2 separate regions of the Homo sapiens genome follow, and region 1 is linked to region 2. Evidence: read pairs that join two places in POLR2A ChIA-PET (ENCODE). Cell type or tissue: OCI-LY7. All regions are shown on one strand. Links, peaks and the distances in the headings refer to the core of each region. The heading gives the core; the rest is flanking DNA.

The links. ChIA-PET counts read pairs that join two places held together with the same protein. Peaks named below come from ENCODE experiments on the same cell type or tissue, not always from the same donor. Only the 100,000 strongest peaks of a DNase experiment are listed, where the experiment ranks them.
Region 1: POLR2A ChIA-PET joins it to region 2 with 5 read pairs; 10 of 35 experiments call an interaction of 5 or more read pairs at or near these places.

The regions. Positions count from the first base shown.
Region 1 is chr3:14,398,521-14,415,339 of GRCh38, forward strand. It overlaps SLC6A6 (solute carrier family 6 member 6), which reads left to right and starts at 4,086. Exons shown (of 15, transcript NM_003043.6): 1 at 4,086-4,327. It overlaps LOC105376959 (a long non-coding RNA gene), which reads right to left and starts at 3,887. Exons shown (of 8, transcript XR_007095825.1): 1 at 2,141-3,887; 2 at 624-717. RefSeq lists enhancers at 3,510-3,559, 3,570-3,739, 5,060-5,119, 5,190-5,269, 11,792-12,991 and 1 more and silencers at 3,880-4,409, 7,684-7,854, 15,210-15,309. In OCI-LY7, for the core only: a CTCF peak has its summit at 7,548; DNase peaks (open chromatin) are centred at 7,455 and 8,881; H3K4me3 peaks cover 2,860 bases; H3K27ac peaks cover 3,068 bases.
Region 2 is chr3:14,465,659-14,475,472 of GRCh38, forward strand. It overlaps SLC6A6 (solute carrier family 6 member 6), which reads left to right. Exons shown (of 15, transcript NM_003043.6): 7 at 858-992; 8 at 2,195-2,298; 9 at 2,430-2,554; 10 at 6,547-6,659. Among named protein-coding and RNA genes, the nearest start is that of SLC6A6, 68 kb to the left of the region's middle. RefSeq lists an enhancer at 6,365-7,256. In OCI-LY7, for the core only: no CTCF peak of the experiment used is centred there; no DNase peak of the experiment used is centred there.

The sequences.
Region 1 (16,819 bases), core at 6,779-10,778, 66 kb before region 2:
CGAGAAGTTTTGTTCAAAGTCCTAGATCAATTTTATTTTACTGTTGAGAGCTGCTAAAGAAAGTAATCATAAAGTAGGCTTTGAAAAATTTCGTTCACTGCCTCTACGTGGACGGCTGTAGACTACAGCCTGAAAATTGGCCCTCCGGGAGCTCTGTCCAGCAATCGATTTTCATTCTTGAAATGAGAAGAATTAGTCCCAGTGGAATTTCAGGCTAGTCTATGGTTCTGAGGGGAACCTCGGCCTGGCTTTCCTTGAAGCTCCCTTCTTGTTGCCAAAGCTTTCCATTTCCCTTGGTACTCACAGTTATCTTTGAGGGGGCAGGGTGCACAAAGTGCATCATGGGTCTCAAATTCAGCTCCCTGCAAGGGCCGGTAGGTGACAGAAAAGAGCAAACTAGCTAGGAGGGAGCTGTGGCACCCTGGGGAGCCCATGTGAGAGGGTGGCTAATGCCCCTCAGCTCCAGGACATTGTAGACAGGGGGTTAATGGGCCTGGGTGGCCCCATTTTGCCATATTTCAAGATAAACCAGGCATTCAGATTTTGTTGTTGTTGTTGTTGTTTGGAGACAGGGTCTTGCTCTCGCACCTAGGCTGGAGTGCAGTGGTGTAGTCATAGCTTACCGCAGCCTTCACCTCCCGGGCTCAAGTGATCCTCCTGCCTCAGCCTCCTGAGTAGCTGGGACCATAGGCATGCACCACCATACCCGGCGAATTTCTAAAAAAAATTTTCATAGAGATGGAATTTTACTTTGTTGCCCAGCCTGGCCAGATTTTTTAAATGTGAAATCTTCCAAGCTTTTATTCATAAAAATTAACTCCAAACACATTAAAGCTCAGTGACAGCCAAAGAAGCACATCTGGGAGCTGGATTCGGTTTAAGGCCTCCAGTTCGAGACTTCTCCTCTCCTCAGAATGGCTCATTGAGGCAGGGTGTATTTTATCTCATATTACAATGAGGAAACTGAGGCTCAGAGAGCAGGCCTGCAGGCCCAAGTCACACAACTGGGAAGCCACAGGGCTGAGGTGGAGCTAGGGTCTGTGGCCTCCCGCACTGAGCTCTCTCCACCCTGTGCATGCCTCTAGCTTTGGCATTGGCTCCTCCTGGCCCCTTCTCCGGTCTGACCATCCCTTTTCCACCTCATCTGCCACCTCTCCCTGGGGCTGAGGTTGGGGCTCTTCTTGCCTCCTTCTCCTCCTTTCTCTCCTTGGGGCTGGGTTTTTTTGTCTGGCAATCGCCCACCCAGAATCCCCTCATTCAAGATTGTAACCTCTGGAGCCAGGTGGCCTAGGTTTGAATTCCAGCTCTACTATCTGCCAGCTGAGTGACCTTGGGGAAGTTACTTAACTTCTCTGTGGCTCGGTTTTACCTTCTATAAAACGGAAGAAATAATTGTACCAATCTCATAGGGGTGTTGTCGGGATGAAAAGGGTTAACTTATTAAAATGCATTTAACTGTGCAGGGTACATAGTTAAGTGCCAAAGAAAAGTAAGTTAAAGCCAGGCACGGTGGCTCACGCCTGTAATCTCAGCACTTTGGGAGGCCGAGGCAGGCAGATCACCTGAGGTTGGGAGTTTGAGACCAGCCTGATCAACATGGAGAAACCCCATCTCTACTAAAAACACAAAATTAGCCAGGCGTGGTGGCGCATGCCTGTAATGCCAGCTACTAGCGGGGCTGAGGCAGGAGAATCACTTGAACCCAGGAAGCGGAGGTTACAGTGAGCTGAGATTGCGCCATTGGACTCCAGCCTGGGCAACAAGAGCGAAACTCCGTTTTAAAAGAAAAAAAAGAAAAGTACGTTAAAATAAATGCAGCAAACACTTATTGAGTACCTACTGTGTGTCAGGCCTATGATAGACTCCAGGAGTTGATGGAGGCAAAAGAACAGATCCCATCCCTCATGGAGCTGGTAACTGGATAGATGGTTCACTCGTGTGTCTTGCGCTGGCACTACCTGCATGAGGCTCCGCTGGCCTACCTGGAGGTCAAAGGATCCCATGGGCCTTTCCAAGTTGCAGCTCTGAACACACAACTCTTCCCTCCTCCCACAGCCACTGCCCTTGCTCACTCTCTCAGACCCTCAAGCTCAGCCCTGCCACCAACAACCTTGCTCTCAGGCCTTCGCACGGCAGGCACCTCTGCTAGAACTTGCTTCCTCTCCTGCCGGCTTCACTGCTCGTGGCTTAGTCAAAGCCTCCTTTTGGTTCAAACTTCAATCCTGGAGTCCCCTCCCCACGCTAGGACCTGCCCCTTTGCTTCAGTCTTTGTGCCCTGTGCGACCACACATGCACAGGGCGTCTGAGGAGTTTTTGCTTGACGTCTATTCCTGCAGTTCATGAGGGAACCTCATAGCTGAAGCAGAGGGATGTGGGAGACCCAGTCACTCCTCTTCCTCAGCTTTCGTTTGCTCACCTATAAAAGGGTACAGTGACCCTGAACTCAAAGGAGAGTGCTCAGGTGGCCAGAAGCAGATGTCACGTGGGCCACTGGGACCCTAGAGGCACTGCTGATCCCCAGGTGCTTCCTGGAGGAAGGGGCCACCCGGGGCCCGCAGAGAAGGGTGGGAAGGGTGACAGGAAGGCAAGGAAGGGCATGTGCCCAGTGGTCCTCGTCTGTCTTGGCTGGAGCCAGTATGAGGAGCACCCACTGGAAGGTCAGGTTGGAGTCCGATGGCAGGGGCCTCCAGGGAGAGCCAGTGTCACTTCGGGATGCTCCTTAGCATCCTGGGGCTGTACAGGGAGAGTGGCTGCAGAGCCCTTCCAGGCAGGGATCCTGGCCTGAGTGGGGGCAGCTCTTGGTCGGACCTGTGTGGTATTTCTTCTTCTTCTTCTTTTTTGTTTTTTTGAGACTCATTCTTGTCACCCAGGCTGGAGTGCAGTGGCGTGATCTCGGCTCACTGCAACCTCCGCCTCCCGGGTTCAAGGGATTCTCCTGCCTCAGCCTCCTGAGTAGCTGGGATTATAGGCACCCGGCACCACGCCAGGCTAATTTTTGTACTTTTAGTAGAGACGGAGTTTCGCCATGTTGGCCAGGCTGGTCTCGAACTCCTGACCTCAGGTGATCTGCCCCCTCGGCCTCCCAAAGTGCTGGGATTACAGGCATGAGCCACCGCGCCTGGCCGGTATTTCTTCTTTCATTCTCCGTGTAAATGGTGGAAGGATCGGCTCTCTCCTCCCCGCCTCCCAGGTGCAGAGAGAGAGAGAGAGAGAGAGGGACAGGAGAAGGCTGGGGTTCGGGGTTCTCACAGCGTTTCCCTCTCATGCTGCCAGGGCGGGGCAGTGGAAAATGGTCCCTGAGGGCCCGTTCATTCAAATAAGGACAAGAATAATGGCACACTCCCCATCTCCATTTAAAAATAGTCACATTAGCTGACACTGGCTTGGCACTTCCTAGATGCCGGGTGCGTTCCGAGTTCTCTACGCTGTTAACCTTGGATCTTCATAACAGCCGGAGGAGACAAGCGCTACTATTTTCCTTTCCATTTTATAGATGAGGACACTGAGGCAGAGAAATTGAGTCACTTGCCCAGGGTCACACAGCCATGGCAAGGCCAGGATTCTGGAGCTCTGTACCTGGCTTCACACCACAAGCTCAGGCCACCCTCCCGGGGCATACCGAGTCTCCCAGAACGTGGACGATCGCCCAGGGCAACGCAGTGGAGTGCGAGCCCGGTCTGGTTTGCACCTGGCTGCTCCAGGAGCCCTGGGCCTCATCCTAGGAGCCTGGCGGAAGAGGCGAGCGGTGGAGTTTGGAGGCTGCTGTGAAGGAAAGGACTAGGCGGGTCGGGTCGGGTCTGTCCTGCTCTTCTTCCGCAGGCAGGAGGCGCCCAGGGCGGGCTGCCGCACCTGGCAACGAACGTTCGCCGCGCGGCATGAGGGTGTGCGCGCGCGCTCGGCGAGCCCGGGTTCTTTGTGTGTCCGAGCCCATGCGCGCGTGCGTGTTTGCGTGTATGTGTGTGCATGTGTATGTGTGCGCGCGTGTGTCCGCACTTGGGGCGGGGCTGGAAGCCCCGGCCCCGCCCCGGCCCCGCCCCCGGCCCGGCCGAGCTGGTATTTTTCCACCCAGCAGGATGGGTGATGCTGAGAGCTGCCTGCTCAGACAACAGACACGCGAGGTCAGGAAGAAGCCGCTTATAAATTACCGCTTCCTTCGCGCCGCCGCCAACGCCGAGCCCCGAGGACCGCAAGCCCAGAGGACAAGCTGCGCCAAGAGGGAGTGCGGAGCGTTCACCCAGCGGGTCAGAGAGCGAGCGGGCAGGCAGCCCCCGGCCGGCGGAACCCGGCACAGCCGAGCAGAGCGCGGGCGGCGCCGCAGCCACCCCAGGTACCGGAGGGACCGGGAGCTGGGCGCGCAGCCGGCGCTGCCCGCCGTCTGCAGCCCCTCCCCATCCCCGCGTCGCCGCAGTCCCGGCCTCCTCCCCTCCGCGTGCGCCCATCCGGCGCCCCTTTCACCACCGCGGAAGGGACCGAGAGTCGCCTGCTCAGTCCCGCTGGCGGGGCTGTTATTGTTTCCCCGGCAAAAGGGCTCCGGCTCTTGGTGCGGGCGGCAGGAGAGTGTGTGTGTGTGTGTGTGTGTGTGTGTGTGTGTGTGTGTGTGTGTGGCATATCTGTGTGCCTGTCTCCGTCAGGATGCCTACATGTGCCTCCGTATCCCTGTGTCTGTGTTTCTGAGGGTGACTGTTTCACCGTGTCCCCAGCAGCGTGCACATGTGTGTTCCGGTGCATGTCTGTTATTCTCTGCGTGCTGGGCTGTGTGTGTGTGCCTCTCTGTGTGTGATACCTGAGTGTGCTGTCTTTGGATGTGTGCTCTTGTGTGTCCCCGTTTGTGTCTGCATGAATCTGTGTGTGGGGGGCTGCGTCTTCCAGGCCCTGGCTAGGTGCACGTGCGTGTCCCTGAGTGTGGTTGTGTCTCCAGGTCCCTGGTTGTGGGCACTCGTGTGTCCTCGGCTGTACCCAAGAGGGTGTCCCTGGTGCCTAGAGGGTCCAATGGCCAGAGCTGGTTCTCCAGGGCCGGCGCTGAGTGGGGAGAGGTGATAGGGCAGCGTGGCTCCATAGGTGCATGCACTCCATAGGTGGTGTGCAGGTGGCAGCGCCAGCGTCCAGCAGTCCTGAGTGGTGGGACCAAGGCCCGGAGGGGCAGCCAAGGGGTAGTGGACAGCCGGCAGGGCCAGCAGGACACTTCCCCCTCCAGACTATTTCTCTTCCTTCTGTGGGTTCCTCTTTTGAGTAGGAGATTCTCGTCCCCCTCCCACTAGGGAAGCCACACAGAGAGAATTCCAGGGACCTCCTCCTACAGCCTCAAAGCTTCAGCCTGGACTTCAGCCTGGACTGGAGAGGAGACCTGTGGGCAGCTCTCCCAGGCAGGGAGGTGTGTGCCGGGTAGGGCCACCGGCCTGGCTATTTTGGTCACTGTTGGGCCTCTGCCAGATCCCGGCATCCCCAGGACCAGCCCCAAAAGCTTGGGAGGCAGCCTGGGCCCCCGTTTCCTGTCTGGGGAAATAAATCAGCTCAGTAATTGCCCAGACACTTGAATGGAGGGTCTTCGGGCTGAGGTTTACTGGCGCATGGCTCCATTTGGACTTCACTAAATTGGCCCCCGCTTTGGCACAGCTGACGTTCAAGTAAATGTCACTGAGGAGATCTTTTTAAAATTTCTTTTTAATTTTTTGTTGGCTAGAAGGGAGGGGATCTTGTCCAGAGTCTCCTAGCCAGAAGGAGTTTATTTTTATGAGAGAGAGAGCGGGTGAGTGCTTAGCAACCACCTGCCTCCCTCTCGACCAGGGAGTCACCCAGGGATTGTGGGGTGGGCATGAGGAGGTGGGGTGGGGGAGGAATTTCATCAAGATGGTGTTGGAGAGGATCCAAAGGGGGCCTAGCACGGCTAAGAACCCCCAACAGGGTGGGACTGGTAGAATGGTGGGAGGTGTTAGGCCTGGCTCAGCCCCCAGTTGACCTTGGGCAACCCTTTTTCTGCCTCAGTTTCCTTACCTGTAAAATGGGTGGGGCAGACTGGTTATAGAGTAAACCAGGGACCAGAGGTAGGAGCTTGTCCCCAGGGAACTGATTTAAGTCCTATGCTTTGTTTTAATGGGTGGGTGACCTTGGTTGATTCCCTTGGTTTCTTTGAGCCTCGGCTTGGCTGCCTGGGCAGCAAGGACACCAGTGCCGGCCTCACTACGTCCTTGAGGGGATTGAGGGAGATGAGGCTGAATAAGCTTGTAGTAAGCTGTAAAGCCGGGCTCGGCTGTAGAGCTGCTGATTAGAGGGTGTCACGAGGTCCTGGGTCACTGTGGTGTATGGCAAGGGCCAAGGTGCATTCTGGAGGCTTTGTCCTTTGGGGACACCCTTGTACTAACCCATGGCTCAGCTGCAATCATCCTCCCCTGCCTCCTTCCCGTCACCTCAACCTGTGGTGATTGGACCACATCTGCTTTTCAGAGTCTGGAGGCCTGGTGAGCAGTACCCATTTTATAGATGGACAAACTGAGAGCCACCTAAGGGACTTTGCCTTGACTGGACAAAATTAAGTTTCAAAAGGTTTTCCCTAGCTCAGCTGTGAGTTTTGGCCCCATGGGGCTTTGGTCACTGATATCCTCGGGAGTTGAAATTGAACCGGGGCCTGGGGAAAATGAGGAACAAAGGTGTCCCAGTCCTTAGGGCAGGAAAGTGAGCCTATGGGACCCATTTGCACCTTGCTTCTGTCCCTAGTTACTCATTCTCCCTTCCTTGTGCCTTCCCCTGAGCCCTGCTACCCATTCTGCTGCAGGGGTCAGCCCTCCACAAGGCAGTCCGGGCTCTGGGGACTCTGTTTTCTAACCTGAACTTGTCCGCCTGTCAGTTTGTCAAAGGATTTGGGAGGTGTACTTCTCTGAAAGTCTTTCCAAAAGTCCTGAATGATAAGAAACTTGTGAGTCATTGAACACATTCCCGTATATAGAAAAAGCTGAGAAGTAAATTATAAGGGCTCCCCAGAATGCAGCTTAGCTGCAGCCAGAGGGGGTCTGCCTGGGAATTGGGGTTGGCCTGAAATCCCAGGGCCACCCTGGCAGGTACATGCTGATTCCCCACTTCTGCAGAAGGTCATGAGCAAGAGTCAGATTCTTTGGGGCTGCATCTCATTTTCCTGTGTTTGCCAACTTGGCCAGAGCGTTCGTTTGAATTTATGGGTTCTGGGCAGGAGCTGTGGATCTGGAAATGCCTAAGGAAGCCTTCAAGTGAGAATGAGAGCGCTTTTTTAATGTGCTTCATTTAGTTGATTAATAGACCTTGGTTAAGGTCAGCTCTGGGCTGGCACTGGGTTCAAGGTAGAGTGTTGGCTTTCTAGGAGCTCCTGTCCCAGAGGTAGAAGCATGTGGTAACTGCAATGGCCATTACCATCCGTAGGATACAGTGAAGAAGACCCAAGGAGCAGCTGAGTGTGCAGTGAGGGTGGGGTAGTGGGCAGGAGGCACTTTCGCTTCCTAGAGGACACAGTGTCGGAGTTGCCATTGTCTGTGGGTGGAGAAACAGGATGGGCTGGCATTCTCCACAGGGGGCAGAGTAGCCACAAGGGCACAGTGGCGTGAAATAGCCAAGCATGTTTGTAGAACAGGTTCCCCGGGTCCTAGCTGGAGAGAGGAATAGGAGCCAGATGGTGGGGAGGGGGGCGTTTTATTTTTTCACATATAAAAATAGAGACAGGGTCTTACTATGTTGCCCAGGATGGTCTCAAGCTCCTGGGCTCAGGCAATCTTCTCGCCTCAGCCTCCCAAGTGTTGATTATAGGTGTGAGCCACCGTGCCAGCCGGAGGGCCTTGAATGCTGTGTAAGTGGGTTTGGGCTTTCTCCTGATGGCAGCAGGAGTCATACTGGGTTTAAGGATAGTGGGGCAGAAGCCAGTCAAGCCTGGAGCCCAGGAGAACCCTGATGGTGAGTAAGGAACGGAACTGGGGTCCAGGAGACGGAGAGTCACCGAGCCACTAAGCATTTTCTGTACCAATGAGTCTTGCCCTGAACTCTTTCTGTAAACATGGGGGTGAAGGCCTGGACATGCTATTTAACCGGTACACAGGCCATTAACTTGCTGGCTTTGACCTCCCTGGAGCACACAGCCCTAGTGTCTCTAGGTGAGTTATGCCAGTCCTGGACAGGTCTGCGGAGTTTCCTTTCCTGCCTTACCTGGTCAGAGGCTTCATTTGGAAACCTGGGCAGAGGCTGATGCCAAGGGTGGGAGTTAGGGTTACGAGAGGGAAAGCAGAGAGAGTGAGGAATTGCTGTTCTGTTTCTAAAGCTCCAGCGTTGTGTGGCCAACCACCCTTCTCTTGGAAAAACCAACATACAAATAATAAACCACCTGAAACAAAAGAGTGGGGAGGGAATGATGGGGGAGGCAGGTGGGCTGCCCTAACTGTGGTCAGGTATCAGAATTGCCTGGGATACTTAAAAACAAACAAACAAACATATTCAGACTCCCAGGCCCAGCCTGGACATACTGAATCAGAACCTCCAGGGGGATGGAGCCTGGGAATCTGTATTTTTAAAGTTTTTCTTGTGGTTTTTTTTTTTGAGACAGGGTCTGACTTCGTTGCCCAGGCTGGAGTGCAGTGGTGCCATCACAGTTCACTGCAGCCTCGATCTCCTGGGCTCAAGTGATCCTCCCACCTCAGCCTTCCAAGTAGCTGGGACTACAGGCATGCACCACCACTCCAGGCTAATTTTTGTATTTTTTGTACGGAGGAGGTTTCACCATGTTGCCTGGGCTGGTCTTGAACTCCTGAGCTCAAGCGATCCTCCCACCTTAGATGATTTTTAAAAAATGTTTTTTAAATTGAGTTATGATTTACATGCAGTAATATGCAAAGATTCTGTTACGGTTTGATGAGTTTTGACAAATGTATACACCTGTGTAACCACCACCCAAATCAAGATATAGAACATTTCCAGCACCTCAGAAAGTTGTCTTGTGCTCCTCACCTCACAAGACAGCCACTTTCTCCGTTTTCTTTTTCTTTTTTTTTTTTTTTGAGACAGAGTCTTATTCTGTTTCCCAGGCTGGAGTGCAGTGGCATGATCTCTACTGCAGCCTCGACCTCCCCAGTCTCAGATGATCCTCCCACCTCACTTCCCAAGTAGCTGGGACTACAGGCGCACGCCACCACACCTGGCTAGTTTCTTTTGTATTTCTTGTAGAGACAGGGTTTTGCTGTGTTGCCAGGCTGGTGTCAAACTACTAGGCTTAAACGATCCACCCTTGCGGGCCTCCCAGAGTGCTGGGATTACAGGCATGCCCCACCATACCAGGCCCACTTTCTGATTTCTGTCACCATAAATTAGTTTTGCCAGTCTAAATCCTCATATAAATGGACTTATTTAGTGTATACTCTTTTGTCCATTTTTTTCTGCCTCACATTGCTGGGATCCATCTGTGCTGTTGAGTATATCAGGAGTTGATTTTTTTTTTTATCGCTGAGTAGTCTCCCATTGTATGGATGTTCCACAATGCGTTCATCCATGCTGTTGATGGACATTTGGGTTGTTTCCAGCTGGGGGGCAGCTATTACTAATAAAGCTTCTATGTGCATATTTCTGTACAAGTGTTTTTGTGGACATATATTTTCCTTTCTCTAGGACTAGAGCTGCTGGGTTATAAGGTAGTAGATATGTGTTAACTTTTTGAGAAACTGGTAAACCATTCACTTTTAATTATAAAAGTAATATACCTCAAGCAATACGAAACTGCATAAACTAAAAAGTGATCCTTTCGGATCATTATAAAAAAGTACAATCTGATCTTCAGTCTGTCCACCTGCCTGATTGACAGTCTATCATATCTCTTTCTTTTTTTTTTTTTGAGACAGAGTCTTGCTCTGTCACCCAGGCTGGAGTGCAGTGGCTTGACCTCAGCTCACTGCAACCTCCGCCTCCCAGGTTCAAGCGATTCTCCTGCCTCAGCCTTCTGAGTAGCTGGGACTACCGGCACGTGCCATTATGCCTGGCTAATTTTTGTATTTTTAGTAGAGACAGGGTTTCACCATGTTGGCCAGGCTGGTCTCTAACTCCTGACCTCAAGTGATCCGCCTGCCTTGGCCTTCGAAAATGCTGGGCAGTCTATCATATCTCTTTTTAATATAAGGTTATACATTTCCCTCTGCATACAGCTTAAACTTTATCCAGGTGTGCATATGGACATAGACTCCTTTTTGTTACTTACTGGATCAGTTTTCACTTGAGTTTTGATTTCCTCTTTGATCCAGGCATTATTTGGGATCTGTTTGGAAGCTAGCTGTAGTTTTGTTTTGTTTTTTTTTTGTTTGTTTGTTTTTGGGACGGAGTCTCGCTCTGTCGCCCAGGCTGGAGTGCAGTGGCGTGATCTCAGCTCACTGCAAGCTCCGCCTCCTGGGTTCAGGCCATTCTCCTGCCTCAGCCTCCCAAGTAGCTGGGACTACAGGCACCCGCTACCACGCCCAGCTAATTTTTTTTGTATTTTTAGTAGAGACAGAGTTTCACCATGTTAGCCAGGATGGTCTCGATCTCCTGACCTGGTGATCTGCCCGCCTCGGCCTCCCAAAGTGCTGGGATTACTGGCGTGAGCCACCACGCCTGGCCAGTTTTGTTTTGTTTTGAACAAAAATGACATGGTACTGTTCTTGGTTCTGCCACTTGGTCTATCCCAATAGCAGGCCATGTGGACTGCATGTCAGAACACACGGATCTGCCAGGCCATTCCAAACAGCCAGCCTGCATTTGGGAGCCACTGACTTTGCGTGTCCTGTCTGATCACCCCCAGTGCTGCCAGCTCAGTAAATGAAATACCCCCACCCAGGACTTGCCCCGGAGGGTGCAGAGGAGCCGGCTGAGCCGATTCAGCATTCTGAGAAGGGAAGGAACTCATATTTATTGAGCATCCACGGTGCTTTATCCCCCTTCCTGTCTCAGAGATGAGTTCATCAGAAAAATGGGTGGCCCCAGCCCACACTCAGCTAGGAAAGGGTGGAAGGAGCGCTGGACCCAGAGTCCACCGGATGCCTCAGCCCATCCTCGTCCCACTGACCGCACGGCAAACGTTCATGAGTGCCTACTGTGTGCCAGGCACAGGGCCAGGGCCAAGAGGGCAGGGAGGAATACACAGCACCTGTGCTCAAGGAGGGAGGGGAGATCCCTATCAGGAGGAGGTTAGTGAACAGTCTAAGATGGTTTATGCCAAGGCAGGCCAAGGATCCAGTCTGGGAACGCCGCCTCAGGTCTGAGGGAGAGCAGCCCCAGGCTGTGGAGTGTGGGGACTTTGGGGTTGTGGGATCATCCAGTTAACCTTCTCTGCCCACCCACTTTATGGATGAGGACGCTGAGGCCCAAAGGAGGCACTTATCAACACAGGAAGATAAAGCCATCAAAAGAGCCATTGTTGGCCAGGCACACTGGCTCACGTCTGTAATCCCAGCACTTTGGGAGGCCCAGGCGGGCGGATCACGAGGTCAGGAGTTCGAGACCAGCCTGGCCAATATGGTGAAACCCCATTTCTACTAAAAATACAAAAATTAGTCAGGTGCAGTGGTGGGCACCTGTAATCCCAGCTGCTTGGGAGGCTGAGGCAGGAGAATCACTTGGGCAGAGGTTGCAGTGAGCCAACATCTCGCTACTGCCCTCCATCCTATGCGACAGAGTGAGACTCCATCTCAAAAAAAAAAAAAAAAAAAAAGCCATTGTTCACAGATGTGGCTCCCTGTGCTCCCCCCTCCCAGCCGCACCCATCATTCATTGCTTGTGTGAACCCCCCCTTGACAGGGAGGGATTTAAGGAAAGGGTTAATGCCTCCACCTCAAACCTTCGGTGATATTGTTCATGACTCTCACATCCTGGTTTTGTCACAAGTCACTGGAAAGTGGGTGGGAGGGCAAAACTGTATCAATTGCAAAGACTCCTTACAGTTTGGCTGCTCAGGAGACACCCCCAGAGCCCAGGATGGGGTTCCTGGAAAGCTCAAGAAGGAGCGTGGTGAGCAGCTCTGGCCACTGCATGGAATAGAACGTGGAAGGTAGGGAGAGGGCTGGTGGTCTCCAGGAGAAGGGTTGGGCTGGCAATGGAAGGCTTCCTCCCTCAGCAGGTATCTGAGCAGGCCTAGGCTGGAAGGCAGAGGGCTGAGCCCTCAGGGTTCTGCTCACATCGGGTCCTTGCCGACCCAGAGGCTCAGGACCACTTCTCTGCGTGGTCCCTCCTCATGCTGGGGTGCCCTGAGAGGCTCTTCCTTTCCAGGACTTTTCTTTGCACATAAATGCCAAGTGACTCACTGTCATGTTCCAGTGGAAAGTCCTTAACCCAAGGCTGCCAGTTGCTTGGTTGGAGGTGGAGGAGTGTGGTTGGCCAGCGATTTCAGCAGAGTCATGCTTACTGAGTGAAGGGTGCCGGAAGGGGGAGGTCCTAAGGGACATCCTCTCTTGCCCCAAGGCTAGTCAGCACCATGAGGGAAGACTCAGGTCATGATTTCAAGGACATTCATTCCTTCAGAGATGACACCTGGTGTTTCCTCTGCAGGTGGACATCACACCAGCCCAAGACAACAGCCTCCTCACTAGCCTCTGTGCCTCCTGGATACCTCTCTGTACCATCTGGGGACCAGCTCTCTGCATGTCACTCTCTTGCTCAAAAGCCTTCAGTGGTGGCTCCCTAGTGCTTTGTGAAATCAAGTCCAACCTCCTTAGCCTGGCATTGGAGGCCCTTCACGATCTGGCTCTTGGCCAGCGTTCACGCTCACCTACCACAACTTCTTTCCTTGTTTGTAGTCTGGCTGGTTTCTGCTCCTAGCTAGACCAAGCGTCCAGCTCTCTCAGCCCTGCCCATGCTGGTCCCTCAGCCCGCAAGGCCCTTCCTCCCATCACTCCTTATTCCCACTCTTAAGGGGCGAGCTTGGAGCTGCCTGCTCTGGGAAGCATTCCTTGAGCCTCTTAACAGTGCCTGGCACGTAGTAAGCACTCAAAAAAGATGACGTGAGTTAAAGTGGACTTCAGCTCGCCCTGCTCTGAGCCTTGTGGTCCTTTCCTCTGGCCTGAGCTCGGACCTTTATGGTCTTACCTTATACCCATGCACTTGACTGGGGACACATCAAGGGGAGGGATGGATGCTCCAGCATCCAGCCTAGGGGTGTGGCACACAGTTGTTGCTCAACATACAAATCAAGAGAGCCTAATTCCTTCTACTCTGAAATGGGAACCTATGGTTTGAACATCTGAGTGGCTCCAGGCTTGGAAATTATATTCACCTGTCACCATCCATCAATCCATCCATCCATCTCACAAATATTCACTTGTTCCAGGCCCTGTCCTAGGCCCTGGGGATGTGGCTGGTGAACAAGACAGACCAAACTGTACCCTCATGGAGCTGTCTGTCTGGCAGGGCTATGGACGTCAGACAAAAGATTACACATGCATGGCTAATGCCCTTTTAAAATCAAAGGCCCTGCATCAGGCACTGCAACACCAGGCTTAGAATACCCCTGTCCTCTGGCTTGCTCTGTGACCTAAGTGAGTCCTTTCTCCTCCCTGGCCCTGTAAGGGGTGGCCCAGATAGGTTTTGTGTTTAAGGGAAATACCTTCTGAATAAAGGGAGGAAAGACCATTCTATCCATTGTGGAAGCGCGTGCCACCACACGGGGTGCTGTTCCTGCGGGACTCCTTTAAGGATGCAGTCATCCTCTTGGTGGTTTTTCAAGATGTCCTAGCCCTGGCTCTGAAAGGAGGTGTCCCGATTTGGGGACAGGAGTTCCAGAGTTACTCTGAGCAGAGCTGTAGCAACAGGCTTTTAGTAAAGAACGTTGCCTCGAGGAACAATAATGTGGATTCCTCTTCTGCCACTGGTAGAATATCAATTAGAACAGACTTTTAAAAAAAGAAAAGCAAAAACTCGTCCAGGTGTGGTGGCTCACGCCTGTAATCCCAGTATTTTGGGAGACTGAGGCAGGTGGATTGCTTGAGCTCAGGAGTTCGAGACCAGCCTGGGCAACATGGCAAAACCCCATCTCTAAAAAAATGCAAAAATTCGCCGGGTGTGGTGGCACGCACCTGTAGTCCCAGCTATTTGGGAGGATGAGCCTGGTAGGCAGAGATTGTACTGAGCTGAGATCGTGCCACCGCACTCCAGCCTGGGTGACAACAGTGAGACAGCAGGCCTAAGTGGGGCCTGGGGCCCTGAATTTCTAACCAAATCCCAGGCACTGTGGACGGTGCTGGTCTGGGGACCACTCTTTGAGTCAAGGAGATAAATAGTGCAGTTGTGAGCCTCCTATACATTAAAAGCCAGATCCTGTGCTTCGTCAACTCCTCTTCTTAATCCTCACCAAAGACACCACTATTCCCATTTTGCACATGAAGACCCGAGGCCCTGCTGAGGGCAGGTAACTTGCCCAAGGTCACACAGCTGGGAGCCTGCCGGCATTCGTGCTGGGCCAGCGCCACCTTGGAAAGGTTGCTGTTGGGGAAGCCTTTCACTACTGAACAGTGTCCTCGCTCCAAAAGCCACAGGAGGCTTTTCAAGGCAGCCAAGTCGGATGTAAATCAGGGGAGAGCCCAGGGCTAGCCAGGCTGCTGACAGCAGGGCGGCCTGGGTCACTGTGTCCGGACAAGGCCCACAGCGGGATTTGGGGCTGGCATGATGCCTGGGAGTGGGGGAGCCACTGGGGATGCTCTGGGCGCCTGGAAAACCAGCCTGGAGCCTGCTGGAGCCCAAGGAAGCACCTTAGCCTCTGACAGCCTCCCCCATTATTTAAATACATTCCAGGGAACACAGCTGGCTGGAAGGGGCAGTGATGGGACCACAGGAGCTGGGACCTGCTGCTTCCGTTGTTTAAAGGCTGGTTCATCCCTGCAGCCACGCAGGCATTCTCCGTAATCGCCGTCTGCTTTGAGGACAGAGAGGTCGTGGTCTTCTGCTGGCTGGGGCTTTATTTTTGCACTGAGCACCTGTCCTCAGCAAACTGGGAAAAGTAGAACACGTAGTGACTCTGAGTCCTCAAAATGCTGTCCCTGGCCCAGCAGTATGGGCATCACGTGGGAGCCTGCAGAATGCAGAACCTCAGGCCCCACCCCAGACCTTCTCATTTAGACCTTGGGGGCAGGGCTCCGCATTCTGGGTTTTCAAGAGCCCTCCAGGCAATTCTGCTTTGTATTTAACTTTGGGAAGGGCTGATGACCTCTCTGGCTGTGTGCCTGGGGCCGGGGGTGGGGCTGGGGGAAGGGTCAGGCCTAATCCTTGCCCGTGATAACTAGAGTGCCAGGGCTGCGGGAACCTCAGGTGTTCTGTCATCTGCATCCTTCCTCTTTTTTATAATGGGAGGAGTGTGTCAGAGACATGCATAAAATTACGCAGCAAGTTCAAGGCAGGGTATAGGTCTGGATTCTTATCTTGCAAATGGCAGAAATCAGTTCAAACAGACTTCAGTTTTATTTTTTTTATTTATTTATTTTTGAGATGAGTCTTTCTGTGTCTCCCAGGCATGAGTCACCACACCCGGCCTAAACTGACATTAAAAATAAAAAAGAACATTTACTGACTCTTTTAACTTAAAAGCCTGGGGCCATACTTCAGCCTGGGGCTGAGTCCAGGTGCTGAAAGATGTCATCGGGACTCAGTTTCCTTCTCTCTGTCTCCCGGCTCCGGGTCTCTCTATGCCTGCTTCATTCTCCATGGATGCCCTAGCTGCTCACCAGTGTAGTGCCGCCCCCTGCCCCAATGTAGCCATCTCAACCAAGAAAGAGCCTTGTTTTTCCCCAATATTTTTGGCAAAAGTCCTAGTCATCACTGTTTTTGACCAGGCTGGTCAAGTGCCTATCTTTGAGCCAATCAAGACAGCCCCCTCTGATTGGCTAGGGCTGGCTCACGTGCCCACCTAGGAGGAGGAGGTGGGGTCAGTCCATCTAGACCCCTTGGGCTGAGAGCAGGCCTATGTGGGTCTCCTCCTGGAACAGGTTTAAGCTGTCCCCAGAAGGGGCATGGGTGCCAGCAGGCTAGACATATGGACTTTAGTGCTATTCTTTTTTTTTTCTTTTTTTTTAAGAGACAGGGTCTCACTCTGTCACCCTGGCTGGACTGCAGTGGTACGATCACTGCTCGCTGCAACCTCAAACTTCTGGGCTCAAGCAGTCCTCCCACCTCAGCCTCCCAAGTGGGTGGGACTACAGGCATGTGCCACCATACCCAGCTAATTTTTAAATTTTATTTTTTTGTAGAGACAGGTCTCCCTGTGTTGCTCAGGTTGGTCTTGAACTCTTGGGCTCATGAGCCTTCTGCCTCAGCCTCCAAGAGTGCTGGGATTGCAGACATGAGCACACCTAGCCTTTAGTGCCATTCTTATCCTCCTCTCTGAGATGGGCTGGCCTCTTGTAATTGGTAAGGTTTTGCCCTATGCAGAATTATGCTGTCCTTCCTCTGATTCTCTTAACCTCGTGCTTTAAACAGGCTGCCTTCATCTTTCACTTTATCCCACTTCCCTGTGTATGGTCTAGGATAGCAAGGTTTACGTTGCTACTTCCACCACCCAAACCCACAGCAGACATCACTAATCCAGCCCAGACTTCACAGAGCCTAGAATGAAGCCTTGATGGCCTCTCATGTGCCCAGCCTCTAGCCGGTGGTTCCAGGCCTCATGAGCTCAGGGACCTTGGCTCTGTCATCCACTGCTGAGCTTCATGTGCCCAGTGCAGTGCCTGGCACAGTAAGTGCACCATAAGTTGTTGACTGACTGTTCCTACTCCACAGTGCCTTGTACCCAGTGGGTGCCAGTGTGAGCCTGTTGAATGTGGAGGCCCTAACAAAGCAATGAGATCATCTAATTTGGGGGACAGGGAGCTCT
Region 2 (9,814 bases), core at 5,815-9,814:
GAGCTGGGATTTGAACCCTTGCTTATCTGATCCCTAACCATAGGAATCATACCAACATTGTAGTTAGTTGTTAACTAATATGACCTGCATGCAATGGGCACATGCCATGGTTGGCAACCACTGGGCTGAGGCTTCTACACACGCACTTGATAGCTTACTCTCTGATTTTGCTTTTTCCACCTCTACGCCCTGGAATGTCAGTTCCACGAAGGCAGGGATTTGTTTTCTGTCTTATCCACCACTGTATTTTGTGCTTAGATGGTGCCTGGGACAAACTATTTATAGGATGTTTTTCATTTAATCTCAGTAAATCTGTGAGGTGGGCTGGCGCTGTGGCTCATGCCTATAATCCCAGCACTTTGGGAGGCTGAGGCAGGTGGATCATTTGAGGCCAGGAGTTTGAGACCAGCCTGGCCAACCTGGTGAAACCCCATCTCTACTAAAAATACAAGAATTAGCTGGGCATGGTGGTGGGCACCCGTAATCCCAGCTACTCGAGAGGCTGAGCCAGGAGAATCACTTGAACCCAGGAGGCGGAGGTTGCAGTGAGCCGAGATCGTGCCATTGCACTCCAGCCTGGGTGACAGCGAGGCTCCGTCTCAAATTTAAAAAAAAAAAAAAAAAAAAAAAGAAATCTGTGAGGTAGGTACCTGTATATACCCAGATTACAGATGAGGCAGCTGAGACCCAGAGTGGTTAAGCAATGTGCCAAAGGCCGCACAGCAAGTAAGACAGCAAACCTGGCTCCAGAACTCCTGATCCTGACCAGTGCTCCCCTCTGCCTCTCTGAGAGGATGCTCAGACTTAGCAGCAGCAAGTGATGCCCATGGCCTCCTGAATCCCTCTCGCCCTTGCAGGTCGTCTACTTCACAGCCACTTTTCCATTCGCCATGCTCCTGGTGCTGCTGGTCCGAGGGCTGACGCTGCCGGGCGCGGGCGCAGGCATCAAGTTCTATCTGTATCCTGACATCACCCGCCTTGAGGACCCACAGGTACTGTGGGGCTGGGACACACCATCCTCCCTCCCATCCAGGGCTGGGCCGGCACAGGACAGGGCAGGATGTAGAGGCCACTGGCAGCACATCTTCCGTGGTTCTTCAGTGCACAGGTCTAGCTGGGCCACCGCCCCCTGGTACTTTTCCACCGGGCCTGTGGCGGGTGTGCCTGTCCACGGTGCTGATGGACCTTTCTAGCTGTGTGCATCTCTTTTCATGTCAAGGACGTCTGAGGGTGGCCACTTAGAGAGGCTGCTTTAGGCCCTGCACCAAGGGGGAGAAATCTTCTGATGAGCAAGTCTCCCGCTCGGACCCAGCTTCTGCCCACTGCAGCCACAAGGGCTGCTGCATCCTGGGGATGGGAGAGTCGGGGCCTGGAGAGCTGCGGGCTTCCTTGGCTGAGGGTGGAATTCAGAGTTAATGGCCTTGGAGGGTCCACGGGCAGATACCGAAAGCACACCTTCTGGCACTCAGCCTTGTGACCTTGGGGAGGTGGAGAAAGCCCTGGGAGATTTTCTGGGTTTGTTTGAGGACCTGAATCCCCAGGGCCTTCCGGTTGCTTCCCAAGGGCCTGTGCTCTCCTTCCCCACCACCCTTCCCCCTGGACAGGACACAGTTGTGAGAGGGGTTGGCCAGCCTTGGAGGACAGCTGGGAACGAGCTGCTTAGTGAAGATTCTGGAGAGCAGCTTTGCCTGCATAGTTCCTTGGGACCTCCTTCTGCATTCTAACTCGGGGGTCTGCAAACAGTAACAACAATGGTGGTGACAGCAGCCTTGACTTACGGGCTTGCCATGTAACTGGCACTGGGCTGAATCGCCACTCTTTGAACCTGGGAAATAGCTCTATGGGGTAGGGCAAAGGAGCCCATTTTATAGATGTGAAAACTATCTATAAACTGCAGGAGTGATATTTACTTGCCCACTGTCATTCCAGGGTTGGAATCCAGATCCATCTGCTTCTGAATCCTCTTAACCCTGATGCTAGGTCGCTGGGAGGTGGGGTGTTTGATTTCTGGGGCTCCTTGCAGCTCAGTACTGCCTTGAAAGGCACCTTGGATTCGAGCATAAATGTTCCATTTGCATGTGCAAGGTCCCGTCCCCAGGCCATCGCCAGGTGGACATAACCCTCGCTGCCTCCTCCAGGAAGCCAGCTCTGACAGCCCTCCTCTCTTTCCTTGCCACCTCCCTCCCCCTCATAGGTGTGGATTGACGCTGGGACTCAGATATTCTTCTCTTATGCCATCTGCCTGGGGGCTATGACCTCGCTGGGGAGCTACAACAAGTACAAGTATAACTCGTACAGGCAAGTGTTGCGCCGGCGGGCCTGGTGGACTTTAGAAATGATGATGATGATGTTTAAAGAAAAAGAGAAGTAGGGAGCGTGGCTTCCTTGTGTTGTGAATTAACTTGCTCCCTGACATATGTGTAACTTAGGGACTGTATGCTGCTGGGATGCCTGAACAGTGGTACCAGTTTTGTGTCTGGCTTCGCAATTTTTTCCATCCTGGGCTTCATGGCACAAGAGCAAGGGGTGGACATTGCTGATGTGGCTGAGTCAGGTACGGTGGTATCGGTGGCAGTGGTGGTGGGCACTGCCACCTAGTGTGTAAGCCAAGTACTGCAGGCATGAAGCCAGACCCCAGGGGGCTTTGAGGGGGGACGAGCCTGGTTTCTAAAATGGACCCCCCCCCCGCCACCAAGATATCCCCCAAATTTCAAAGAGTACAAAGCCAAATTTTAAACATTTGTATTGCAATTTGGCCCTGATGGGTGGCAAAAGCATGGGGGGTGGTTAAGTTGGGGAATTTTTAGCTACCTTAGTGTGGTCTTCCCCGCCCCCCCGTCCTTCCCCAGCAAACTCCTGGTTTCCACAATAGAAACCACTTTCCTAACTCAGGCCCAAGTCAGCCACCAATCGGCATTCCATCACCACCTTCTCAGCCTTGGTTTCTGTATTTTGCACTTTGCTCCCAGCGTGCTCCCTCTAAGCAGACGCATTCATCCATCCCACCGATTTCTCGTGAATGAGTCCCAACTCTGTGTCAGGCACCACCGTAGGCACTGGGTGCAGTGTGTGGGGGGAGGGCGTAGATGAGGGGACGACCTACTGGGACGGTGGCAGATCCAACTGGGGGTGGGTTGTAAGCACAGTGTCGCCCCTCGGGGTGTGGGCCCTGTTGACCAGGCACTCTTCCTCGGGCTACCTGGAGTCACAGGCATGGAGGATGCCAGTGGCTTAGAATCACGGACTCTGCACAGACGGGGAACTTAGGAATCTGGGATCCCAGAGTTCCAGCAAGGTGCTTCTGGAACCTGAGAATCATGGGGCCTTCAGTTGCTAGAATCTGCAATCTCTCAGGTGCCTCGATTCTGGGACTTGGCCATGGCTGCTTGAGGTCCTGGGTCTGTAGCTTTAATTGCAGTGGCTTGGGTTATGGGATTCCCTCAGGCTCCCAGGATCCTCAAAGTCCACCTTTCCGACCTCTCCACCCTTCCCCGGCCCTGCACAGTTTACTTGGAGGGTGGTCATCAGTTGGTTTTGTTATTTTACATGCTGAGCCCCCAGCCCCACCCCGTCCATGTCCTAATTTCATACAACTTCCCTGGGGCTACCTGGAGGTGGCAAGGTCCTGGGCTGAGGCTCCTTCCAAGCCGAAGGGAGAGCGTGGGGGTTATTAACTTCAGGGACCACCATAGACTAGGGCCAGACACAGCCGGAGGCCCTGCCATTCCACTGCCCTTGACCTCCTGTGCCATCTGTATTTGGAACATGAGGCGATGTCCCAGTCCCTGAGTCCTAGAGCCCTAGCACTGGGGGGTCAGAAGGTGCCTCAGCATCGCGTGTCCAGATGTTCCCTTCTCAGATGAGGAGACCAGCAACCTGAGAGCAAGGGCTTTGCTTGGGATAGGTGGGGCTACAACAGGGCTTTCTGAACATCCTGTCCACTATTTCTCCACTTGTCACACGCTGGACAGGCCTTCTGACACAAGGGTGTCCCCCTCCTGCCATCCAGCCCACCCTGGACACATGCAACAACCTCTGGCCCTTCCAGTGTGAGAATTTGGCCCTTGTGACCTCCCAGAGCCCCTGGCCCCTCCTCACTGTCTTCTTTGCTTGGCAGAGATGCACACTGCCCAGCCCCATCCTGAGACCCCTGACAACACTGCAGGACCCCCTTGGCAAATCCACATGTCACCCCCACACACCTCTCCACTGTCCCTGCTTCCAAAGTGGACCCTCAGATGTACTGTTCCCTCCACTGAGCCCAAAGAGCCCCCAAAAGCAGGCCAGAGACTGAGGACACAGAATGTAACTCCAGAAGTCCCCACGCCCCTTAGGGAGTTTGGCAATTAGAGTGGTGAGGGGGAGCCAGAGATGATTTATACCTCCTCTGTAGATGGCTTGCTTTCAGCTGAGGGCTTGCAAACCAATCGCAATTGAGTGGGAATCTCCAGGAGTATGGAGTGAATTTGGCAATGGGAGATACAGATAGATACATACAATGTATCTTCCTCCATGGACAACGAAGTATTTTCGTAGACACATATATTGTCAATCTCAGTTGTTTTTTCCTCCCGTCCACTTCAAACACCTTGTCATTTATTCCCCACGGTGATGTCTGAACAGCCGGCACATCAAGGGTGATTATTTCTCTAATAAGCTTTTAACAAGCACCATATTGAGTGAAGTGCATTTGAACAAGATAATTATTTAGCCTAACAGAGTGCAAACAAGACGTGGCATGGCACATTGTCTGCTAGCAGAGAGGCATCCAGAGGTTCTCGGAGTGGCTGGATTATGTCTCCTGGACTTCTCTCTCTTGAGTTCACCATGCACTTTTAGAGAAAGACGCTCAGACCCTCTCCCAGAGGCTCGCTTGAGAAAGGCAAAACTAAAATACAGAAACGAGCGAATTGAGAATCTTCACAACGTCCCTGGTGGGTTGGGGGTTGTGGGGGCCCATTTTGCATCTGTCTTGCAGCTGGCTGGACTCGATTCCTCATTCAGTGTGGACCAGTCAGGGCCAACGCTGATGTTCTGTAGGGACCAGTGGGGCCCCGGTCTGGGTGGAAACGCCGCGGCTTTTGACTCCAACTTCAACTTTGATTCAAAAGTCATCTCACCGGGTCCTGGGGTCCATATTTTTCTGAACCTGGCCCTGGTTCTTTTGGGCATGTTCTGAGCAGTTTTGGGCTTGGTAACCCCCGCTCCTGATGGGGGTCTCCAGCATCTCAGCGAGCAACCACTCTGTCGCTGCCCAAGGATATATTTTGGTCAGGTTTTCTCTGGATTGTAAAAGGACACACCCTTCCCTGGCACACTGGGGGTGTTAACACCGTATAATGTGGTTTCTGGTTCCAATTTATTGTAAAGTTGGGTTTTGCTTTTTGTTTTTCATTCTTGAGCCATTCGTCTGGTTTCTAATCCCTGCTGAACAGCTCCTGCTCTGGCCCTTTTTGTTTCCTGCTTCTTGACTTTTTTTTTTTTTTTTTTTTTTAGTTGTAGATTTTACTTTCTTTTGCTGCCCTCGCTTCTCAGACCCACAGGTCTCAGTTAACAATTAAATTATTTCCGTTGGCATCCGCTTTCAGGCAGGCTGGAGACAGGAGGAGACATTTCTCTCTGTCTCCGGAATGTCTCCCATCAGAGACATCCCCTGAGCTGACAGAGCTCCCATCTCCCCAGCTCTCCCTCAGGTTCTATCCAAGTCCCTTCTTTTGAAACCCAGAGCCCTTTTCTAGTGACATGGTGTCTACCTCTGAGAATCTAAACACAGGAAGGCTCCTTGTGAGTCATTTATGGCCACCTGCCCCTCACTTTTCAGGTGGGGAAACTGAGGCCCTGAGAGGGTATGGGGTGATTCAAAAAGGAAATTGGAAGAGGATGACTTGGATGCAGGCCTCAGGGCTTGCAGGCCTGGGACCTTGCCCCTGCACCCATGTTCCCTCAGCTTTGGGCCCTGGTTGGCCCAACCTTGACCTCATGGGCTTGGCTCTGACCTTGCCAGGGAGAGCCCCACAAATGCACCCCTGAAGAGACAGGCCTCCTGTTGGGCGTGGTTTTGTATTGGTTTTTCTTTCCACTCCTATGGTGTTTTAGCCATTAACTCAAAAATAGAAACTTTCCCTTTGCAAAGGAGACTGGGCGGTCAGGTCACCACCACGCTCCCCCGCCTCCTTCCAGCAAAGGCTGTCCACTCAATGGCTTTGCTTTGGGGTGGGAGGATCCTCCCTTTCCTTTGTCTCTGCAGACCAAGCCCTGGGCTCAGTCTGCATCCTACCCCAAATAACCACGCCCCGATGGATGCTGGTGTGTGAGGAGGCCACGTGTGCTGTGTAGGAGACAGATGCTAAAACCGGGCCCCTCCTGAGCCCCAGCGTGTCCCACCCAAAGGCGAGACAGGCCTGGTCTCTTTCCCCAGGCCAGAGTTCAGACCTGGCTCCCTGCTGTATTTGGGTCTGAGTGTCTTTGTGTGAGCCCAGGGTTCCCAGTGGCTTGGTGGCTGATGTCTCCTCCCCTGTGCCCCTCCCCGTTTTCTTTCCTTTCTAGGTCCTGGCCTGGCCTTCATTGCCTACCCAAAAGCTGTGACAATGATGCCGCTGCCCACATTTTGGTCCATTCTTTTTTTTATTATGCTTCTCTTGCTTGGACTGGATAGCCAGGTGCGTATAAGGGATGGCCCTGGGGCGACTGCCCCTGTGGGGAACCTGACTCTGGGAAAGACTCCTTATTCCACCTGGGAGGTGGTCAACCCCCTTCCCCCCTCCAGTCAGACTTCCAGTGCTTCAGCTGTGAGGGTTCCTCCAGGACACCAGGAATAGAAAAAGCTCTGCGTCCCCAGAAAGTGCATTTGAACAAGATAATTATTTAGCCTAATGGAGTGCAAACAAGACGTGGCATGGCACATTATCTGCTAGCAGAGGGGCATCCAGAGGTTCTCGGAGTGGGTGGGTTATGACAGGGACAACCAGGGTTTGTGGTTACAGTCAAGCCACAAATGACGAATTGGAGGTCATGACTCAATAAGTCATGATGTGCTCCAGTGGAGCGTCGGCGGGGCACAGGAGGACATGGCAGATGGGCGATTCGGAGAAGGGACCCACATTTCTGTGTGAGCTGATCATTGTCTGGGCCATCGTAATAAGTTGCAAGTGCCCAGGAGAAGCCTACGCCACACTCAGGATTCTGTGCTCCCTGGAGCGTGCGAGGGGCTGGGCATTGGCTCCCTCCCGTGCTTTATACACCGCACAGGCCGGGAGCCTCGCTCAAACCCGCCCTGACCTCTGGCTGTCCTGGCTTCTCCCCTCCCAAGGCAGGACTCCTGTCTCCACTGAGGTTCTTTCCTGCACTTCTAAACCCCGTATCCCACCCCTTCAGGGCTCAGGCCTCCACTAGAAGGTGACTCATGGCCAGGGAATGCCAGTGAGAGCCGATGAGTGGCTGCATCTGGCTGTAGAGTAGCCAGTGCCTAGTGTGGGGTAGTCAGCAGTGCTCGGAGGACAATTCACTTGAGCTCCTGGGCCCCTTTCCCTGGAAATAGGTGTATTTTTGACAGGGTCTTGTTGAAACAACAGTTCAGAGCACAGGCATGACTCCAGGAGTAGGGATTTATGGCATGTGGGACAGGCTGGTTGTGTGCCCAGCCCAGCATGAGCCCCTCAGGCAGCGCCATGCACATGGGCCACTGAGAAGCAGGTAGGATGTAGACTGTGTAGTCTGGGTCTGGAGGTCTGAATGCCTCTTGGGAAGCCTTTGAGCAACTGAGACCCCCTGAGAGGTTGGAGCTTGCAGCCAGGGCGGGAGAACCCTTTGTCCCCCTCCCCGCGGGCCGAAGTCTTCAGAGTCATTGTCCCAAGTGGGTCCCCAGAACCTGGTAGGGGAAAAGTCTCTGAAGGTCAAGCAGAGGAGGGTGAGTCCAGGGAGAGGAGGCGGCCAGCCAGCAAGGTCAAGAGCAGAGCAGGGGATTTGGCAGAGAAGGGGGCAGGATTAGCAGAGAAGACAGAACGAAAACATCAGGGAGACGGAAAACAAAATACTTCTGCAGTTGTTGATAGACTTGAGCTGAATAAACAAGCAGGAGGACTCCATTAATCATTCCTAGTTAATGAGTTTGGCCTTCAGAGGCCCCAAGCAAATGGCTTTTATAACTTCTTCCAGAGCTCTAAGTGAAAGAAAAAAACAAAAACAGAGGTTAATAAATGACAAGGCATGACATCTTCATGGGCCCAAAATAGGCCACTTGGGCTTTGGAAACGGCTCCCTGAGCAGGTGGAGGTGGTCACTCATTAGATTTTCTCCCCAGGAAGTGGGGCCTGGTGGAGGACACGCATCTCTCAGGGAGGCCCCGTGTCAGTGGCACACGGAGAGAATCTGGTGGGCTCTCACAGCCACTCCTCCTACTTTGCAGAGCGAGGAACTCAAGGCTCAGAGCAGTTAGATGACCTGCCAGGGACAAGGGTAGAAATCGAACCTAAGTCACTGGTCTCCCAGGCCCCATGTCCCAGGGAACCAGGATGGGAATCTGATCGCACAGGTGGGGCTTCCTCCTTTGCATCTCTTTGCTTTGTGAACTTGGGGAAATGGGGAAGGTTTTGCAGATGCCAGCAGTGTGCCTCACCCACTGCCAGCACTGTGACAGGATCAGAGCCCTCTGCCGTAAGAGGTGTTCCCTGGGTGCCGGTCCTCATGGCAGGCTTCTGTGTGTGCGTGTGTTTGGGGTGACCACACATTTACCATCTAAACCAGGTTTAAGTGCACAGTTCAGTGGCATTAGTACCTTCAGACATTGCGCGGCCATCACCACCGTCCGTCTCCAGAACTTTTTCCTCTTCCCAAATGGAGCCTCTGTCCCCATTCAACACTGACTCCTAACTCCCCAGTTTGCCCTCCTGCCGGCCCCGCACCTGGCTTTTTGTACATGAACTCCTTAAGCTGCAGTGTTGCAATGCCTGGGTACTATTTTTACCCTTCTTATAGCTGAGGAAACTGAGACTTAGAGAGACCAAGAACTTAGCCAAGGCTCCACACAGCTAGTGAAGGGCTTGATACCAGGTCTGCCTGTCTGCAGAAACTGTCTCTTACCTGCTAGTTTGTCCCAACTGGCCTTCCCCTTGAATTCCCCCAAAATAACTTCCTCCTGTTGGAAGTATGGAGATCTACAGCCCAGAGGCAGAGGCCTCCCGCTGATGTTATTGCGTCCTGGGCAAGGGAGCAGGGGGTGTCACCCTGACTCATCAGGGGTTCCTACCATTGGCGGGAACAGTCCGTCTGGCCTAAGAGCCATCATACTGCTGCGCCTTTCTTGGTGAGACAGGGTAGAGGAGTCAGCCATGTGGAGGCAGATGCCTGTTGCCATCCAGGCTACCCAAGAGGGACACGGTTTTTTGTTTGTTTTGAGATGGAGCCTTGCTCTGTCGCCCAGGTTAGAGTGCAGTGGCGCAGCCTTGGCCCACTGCAACTTCTGCCTCCTGGGTTCAAGTGATTCTCCTGCCTCAGCCTCCCAAGTAGCTGGGATTACAGGCATGTGCCACCATACCTGGCTAATTTTTTTTTTTTTTGTAGAAACAGGGTTTTGTCATGTTGGCCAGGCTGGTCTCGAACTCCTGACCTCAGGTGATCTGCCTGCCTTGGCCTCCCAAAGTGCTGGAATTACAGACGTGAACCACTGCACCCAGCTGGGACATGGTTTTTTTTAACAAATTGTGAGAGGAGATGAGAGTTGGAACCCACTCCTCCTGCAACCAAAGAGCTCACCCAGCCCGCTGACATGGGTTAACAGTTATCTCCCACTTGCAGATTTACTCTAATAATTTCAAAT